2 separate regions of the Homo sapiens genome follow, and region 1 is linked to region 2. Evidence: chromatin loops called from intact Hi-C (ENCODE). Cell type or tissue: PC-9. All regions are shown on one strand. Each heading gives the region's core, and the rest is flanking DNA. Links, peaks and the distances in the headings are about the cores only.

Evidence for each region. A loop is a pair of places that touch in the nucleus more often than their neighbours do. Peaks named below come from ENCODE experiments on the same cell type or tissue, not always from the same donor. Only the 100,000 strongest peaks of a DNase experiment are listed, where the experiment ranks them.
Region 1: a loop joins it to region 2, with 10 times the contacts of the local background. A loop is called at or near these places in 4 of 110 quality-filtered maps.

The regions. Positions count from the first base shown.
Region 1 is chr1:114,157,566-114,160,479 of GRCh38, reverse strand. No RefSeq gene overlaps it. Among named protein-coding and RNA genes, the nearest start is that of SYT6, 5.2 kb to the right of the region's middle. In PC-9, for the core only: no CTCF peak of the experiment used is centred there; no DNase peak of the experiment used is centred there.
Region 2 is chr1:114,092,316-114,095,229 of GRCh38, reverse strand. SYT6 (synaptotagmin 6) reads left to right here. Exons shown (of 8, transcript NM_001253772.2): 7 at 1,427-1,495. The coding sequence ends at 1,444. Among named protein-coding and RNA genes, the nearest start is that of SYT6, 60 kb to the left of the region's middle. RefSeq lists an enhancer at 2,858-2,914. In PC-9, for the core only: CTCF peaks have their summits at 1,290 and 1,490 (motif pointing left); DNase peaks (open chromatin) are centred at 779 and 1,389; H3K27ac peaks cover 1,752 bases.

The DNA.
Region 1 (2,914 bases), core at 88-2,587, 65 kb before region 2:
AGGATTGTTGTGAGGATTAAATTATGCAACCCTTATTAAGCAAGCAGCATGGATCCTGGAAAAGAGTAAGTGCTCAGTAAATGTTTACCATTACTATTAATGTTGGCATTGTTTGGTATCTGAAGCCCTATAAATGGATAAGACCATTCAGAGAGCACTGAGATAGGAGAAAGAAAAGCTGAGAGCTGAACCCTGGAGAAAGCAGAGGGTTGACAGGAGGCAAAGGAGAAAGTAAAAGAAACAGAAAGGGAGGGAAATCCAGGGAGAATCATGTCAGAAGAGAATTTCACTGTTCATGTGGGTTGTGCAACTGCGCATCAAGGAGGTCAAAGAACTCATTTTCAGTCAATTTCACACACAGCCTCTTTACACAACTGATGGTGTGCACTCCCTCAGGACAGAGCCCATATGCTCAGGGCTCTGTATGTGGTGTGGCTGAAGGCCATTGTATACAGGAAACAGCACAGGATTGCATCCCATGTGCCTGGCACAGACTGGGTCTTAGTAGGACCTCAATAAATGTTGAATGAGTGAACGAGTGGCATGAAAAGACAGACTTGAGCTCTGGCTCGGCCACTCACTAGCTGTGAATCCTGAGCCAGTTATTTCTAGCCTCTCTGGGACCTCACCAGTGAAATGAGAATAATACTGTCCAATCTTGGGGTTGTTGTATGAAATGAGATAACATACGTAAGACTGTTGTGTAAACTGTGCCATGCTTTACAAAGGTAGAGAAGTATTAATAAAGGTTGGGGGCTGACTCATTAAAACCATTACTATGGCTCTAGCAAACAGCAGAAATGTATATAAGGCTTGGGGGCTGGGATAGAAAAGGATTTTTATTCTACCAAATGGATGGAAGCTGGAATTTGGTAAACAGATTTGTTCTCTCCAGGGACTCCAACACCTCAGTTCTGTAGGGGGCTTCAGTCCACTGACCCAAAGCATGCTCTGTTGATTCTTCCTACCTGAATTCTGTTGAAATCAAGAATTAAGACTTCCTAGTTTTGACAGGGCCTTTTCAGGTTTGTTGTTTTAATTAGTTTTGGCATTTTATCTGGTTTCCTTTCATTAGTGGAACAGCCAGAGACCTAAGATTGCAAACTCTCTCCAGGCTCCTTGGGGAGAGCTCCAATCTTTGGAGTCCTGGTCTTACAAGAATCTTGGCTTGGCCCTTTCCTGGAAGCAGGGCTCTGACCACAGGACACAGTCCAGGCACAGAGACACCCCAAGCTGCTCTCTGAGGAGTCCTACCTCTGTCAAGAGTGAAGCAACCAAGCACATATGGAGCCATGAAGCTGTCTGGCCCCAACCCCGTATTTTATCAATGACACCATCTTTCCTCTAGACCAGTAACTGGGTCCAAGAGGCAACTGAAATGGCTAAGGTCAAAGAGCCAAGAGCATTGCAAAGAGGCACAGGAAAAAATCTTTCACTGCATTGTAATTTATTTCTAAATTTTTATTTATTGTAAAGGCAATTTTAAAATATTGTAACCTTTTGTAAGAAAATAAGAAAAAGTATTCACATCCCCACCATCTTTCTGCCGCATGGTGAAGAAGGAAGGAGCGCTGATCTGCTGTCTGAAGGCCTGAATTCCAGTTCTCTGCCATCTCCTCCCTTGTGGACTAGGAACCAGTCACTTAATCTCCTCATCTACTAGATGGATGATTAGGATCCACCCATTGTGCCTCTCAGTATTTTTGTAAGAATTACATGAGATAAATTCCTTCTGGACAATTTGCAGAGACTTGCCCCATGGAAGAATACAGGTTAACCTCTGAATAGTGTACCTGCTAAATTTTCCTCTACATTCTGAAAAAAGGAAGAAAGGGGACAGGAACCATCATTTAACACTTGCCATGGATCAGTCACAGTACCTTCACCATTTAACCCAACTCATGTAATCCTTGCCTTGTACACTGTGAAGCAGGCCCTATATGTCCCGTTTTACAAATGAGGAAGCTGAAGTTCAGAGAGCTAAAGTATAGCACCTAAAGCAATCCAGTTGGTAAATAACAGACCCAGGATTTGAACGCAGATCTGTCCAACTCCAAAGCCGTGCTGTTTCTTCTGTACAAGGTCAGTGAGAAGAGGACTATTTGGCTCCCTTCCTAGCCCTTCCATTCTGACATCATCTTCACTTCTCAGTAATGGAGACAGACCTCGACCCACCATGGTTAGGCCTAGCTCTAAAGTTGTTTGAAGGATGATACTGCCTTCTGACCTTCAACCTGTCTCTGCTTCCCCGAACTCCAGCCTGCTTTTGTCCACAAAGCCAGGCTGGATGCAGAAAACATTGTCCAGTCTTCCCAAGTCTGATGTGGAATATTGTGTGCTTGAGCAGAGAGCACAGAACAGAGATGAGACTGCTGAAATAGGGGAGGAATGGGAGAGAGGCAAATATACCCTGGTTCAGGATGTTTGAACTGCCAAGCATATTTCTTGGAATAAAAGCAAGAATGGACGCTTTCAAAAAGCACCTAGGCATTGACCTTGAGCTCTGCAACGTCTTCTGCATCTTCTCAGGTAAGGAGGAATCCCTGAAAACTCTGATGATGGCTTGGGACAGCATGATTTGCAGAAGTCACCCAGCTTTGGCTAGATTTGCTATCTTGGTATGGGGGCTGGGGGAGAGAGTGTCATCTGCAGGAAATACTGATAAAGCTGTTCTGGCTGAAACCCCATAGGGAATCCATAGTACAGTTTATTCCAAATAATGATATGAAGTTATACCCTCAAATACAGGACCTCAACTTGATTCTGCAGTAGACTAGGTTCAACTGATGTTTGTTTTTTTGAGTAAATTAACACTTCTGCAGAAGGCGGCTACATGCCTCAGTAAGCAGAGGATGGGGGAGGTGGGGAGAAGAGACCAGGGGCCCTCAGGGTTGGGTCAGAGCCTCCTTAGCTT
Region 2 (2,914 bases), core at 246-2,745:
ATGGGAAAGTAACAGTATATGGAAAACAAAAAGAGAATAAATTGATATCCTTTGGGTTTACTTTTTTCCTGACCTTGCAGGCCAAGCTCCCAGGAATGCCCCCTCCCCCACGCACGATCCTGCCATTTTCTGCTCAGCTGATCATTCTCTATATCAAGAAGCTAAAAATGACACTCGTCTCAGCAACCTGGGATTTCCATAGTTCACGTTTATTTAAAATTGTCACTGACACATTTAGCGCCCACAGTTTAAATATCTTTATTAAAATGCATGTAAACCCCCACAGGGCTGACATTAAGTAAGCACCTTGTGTCCACGCGATGCATTGTGCTTGGAGGCAATCCTCCCGCTCATCCTCAGAGCTCACATCCTGCCTTCTTTTCGTTCCCGTTCTGGATATTGAGCAAGAACTTTGCTCCTGAAACTTGTATCTCCCATTTGTATAATCATAAAGAAATCTCCTCCAGCTCCTGGGAAGATAAATGGCATCATATCCGCAAAGCCCTCTGTATTTATCTTGAACCTTTCTTAAGGGATTTTCAAGTGCTGTGATCATTTCTTTTTTATTAATGAGAACAGAGGGCATTATACTTGCTCACTTGTTTGGGGCTCAAAATAAGGCTGAGGGGAACAAATTAACTGAAAAGGTGTCTTTCCCTGCTGGGATTCTTTCATAAATAAAAATTCATTGAGCCATCACAAGTGGCCTTTCCCAGCTGCAGCACCAGCCCCCTTCCCTCTCAGCCCAGAGCCATGTGTCATCATTGTTACCACACACAGAGTTGACCAGCGCTCTTCTCCAAGGCATTTTATTACGGGGGCCGGGTTCAGATCATCTGCCAGAGATGTTAAATCTCTGTTGGAACGTGACCCATTTCAGAGCAACAAAAGACCTTACTGGAACACAGGCATTCTGAAACAATAATCTCCCTGTGTGCTGGGGACAGGTATGCTGCCATTTCAGAGCCACTGTAAGCCTCCTGGAATCATTCGCCTTTCCATTGTCCACAAACCCCATCTCCTCCCTTTGTTTATCTTCATAGGAAAACTCAGACTAGCAGGGGAGCCAGTGTTCCTTCTTCATTTGTTCTAGATAAACAGTTATGCTCCCTGCTACTACTCTTTGGGCTGTTACATAAAGGAAGAAAGACACTCTGTGTAGTCCTTTTATGTTTTCTCCTCTGACCTGGCCTATCAGTCAGGTTGTTTAAGTGGCATGCTTACTCAGGGAAGAAGCCAGTGATTATAATGTACCTTTCACCAACAGTAAAGGTTGTAACAGAAAAGTAGAACTCCTAAAATGAAGGTCTGTTAAATAAGAGCATTAGTAATCATGTGTTGTCACCTTCTGGTTAAGAAACACTTGAGTCAGAAGCCACAGTGGCCTCAACAACCAGGCATTTATTTATCTAAAATATTTCACCAGGGAAACCCTCGGTTGTGATTTCATTCACGTGGATGCTGCAAGCAGAGAGACTGCCACCTGGAGTTAGGAGTAAGTACCTGGTGTGGACCCAAAGACGTTAGGTTGCTTATTACCTTTTGTCTCCTTCTTCCCCTAGTGTGGCCAGATGCTGAGATAGCAGCAGGATGGAGTGGAAAGAACACTTGGTTGGGTGTTAGGAGACCTGGTTTCGGGTTCTGGCTCTGCCCCTAGCTAGCTGTGTCTTGACTTCTCTGTCTTTGTTTTCTTATTTGCGAGAACAAGAAGGTTAGACTGGATCAGCTTCCAAGCCTGCCTCCAGTGCTGACATGCTAAGATTGCTTAGGTCTAGGTCACATAATGGTGGTCATCGGTACCTGATTGTCTGGCCTTTGGTTAGTCATAAAGATCTTCAGCTGGCCTGAACAGGGAGTCCTAAGAAGCCCATGAAGAACCGAGCCCAGAGAAGGGTAACAGAAGCTTTCCTTAGAATTGAAAGCATTAAGGTAGTTTAGTAGGTCTGGGTCCTTCCTGAACTTCATGGGTTTCCCATCTACTCCGCAGGTGATGCTGGATAGAAAGTGATCTATTCCTCAGGTGGCTCGGCCCTTCTAGGAATGGCTGTATTGAGGGAGAACCACATCCTCCCCCGACCCCAAACCTCCATGTATGCATGATGCATAGTAGCAGCTTCTACTCAGCCCCCTCACTCCATAGTGGAGACCCTCAACGCTCATGAGAAGCAGAAGGGGCTGCACTTCCAGGTCAGGAAGGCCATCTTGACCACCTACCTACCTCTTAACTCTGGAGCTCTGTCCTGCAGACACCCAGGACAGTACTGGGTCTCTTCAGCCCACTCCAAGGATGGGTGAGCAGTGGACACTGACTCACTTTGAAGTTATTAACATAAAGCCCCCAGGCAGGTCAAGAATATTCATGGGGTCAGATCTTTGCTCAGTAAATATTGCTGGGGTTATGACTGCTGCAGCGATGACTGGTTAAAGAAGGATTGAATGGTTCAAGTCCACCCAGCCTCAGCCCTGTCCTTCACTCCATTACGCCTCATTACATCACCCCTTTCACAGAAGGGTTAGAGTCAGGCTGATAGGAGGCAGTCTGTGACCTAGGAGAACTGGGGAGGAGAAAGGGGTTGCAGAAGCCCAGAAGGGTCTGCTCACACCTCTACCTCTCCACAAGTCAGGTGCAAATGCCCATAGGAAGAATGAAAAACAAAGGAGACAGCTCAAAGCTAAAGCAGTATCAGATTTTTAGCTGTACTGTCAGCTCCCAGACAAATTGCTAATAATGCATGACCATGGGTTCTTGGCAGTAAGGACATATTCTGCACACTGCCTCTTTCGCTGCTAACATAATATGATTTTCAGTGTGAAAAATGGCTGAAGCACACAGAAATGGCCCAGTCAGAGCACCTCATTCTCACACACACACACACACACACACACACACAGAGAGAGAGAGAGAGAGAGAGAG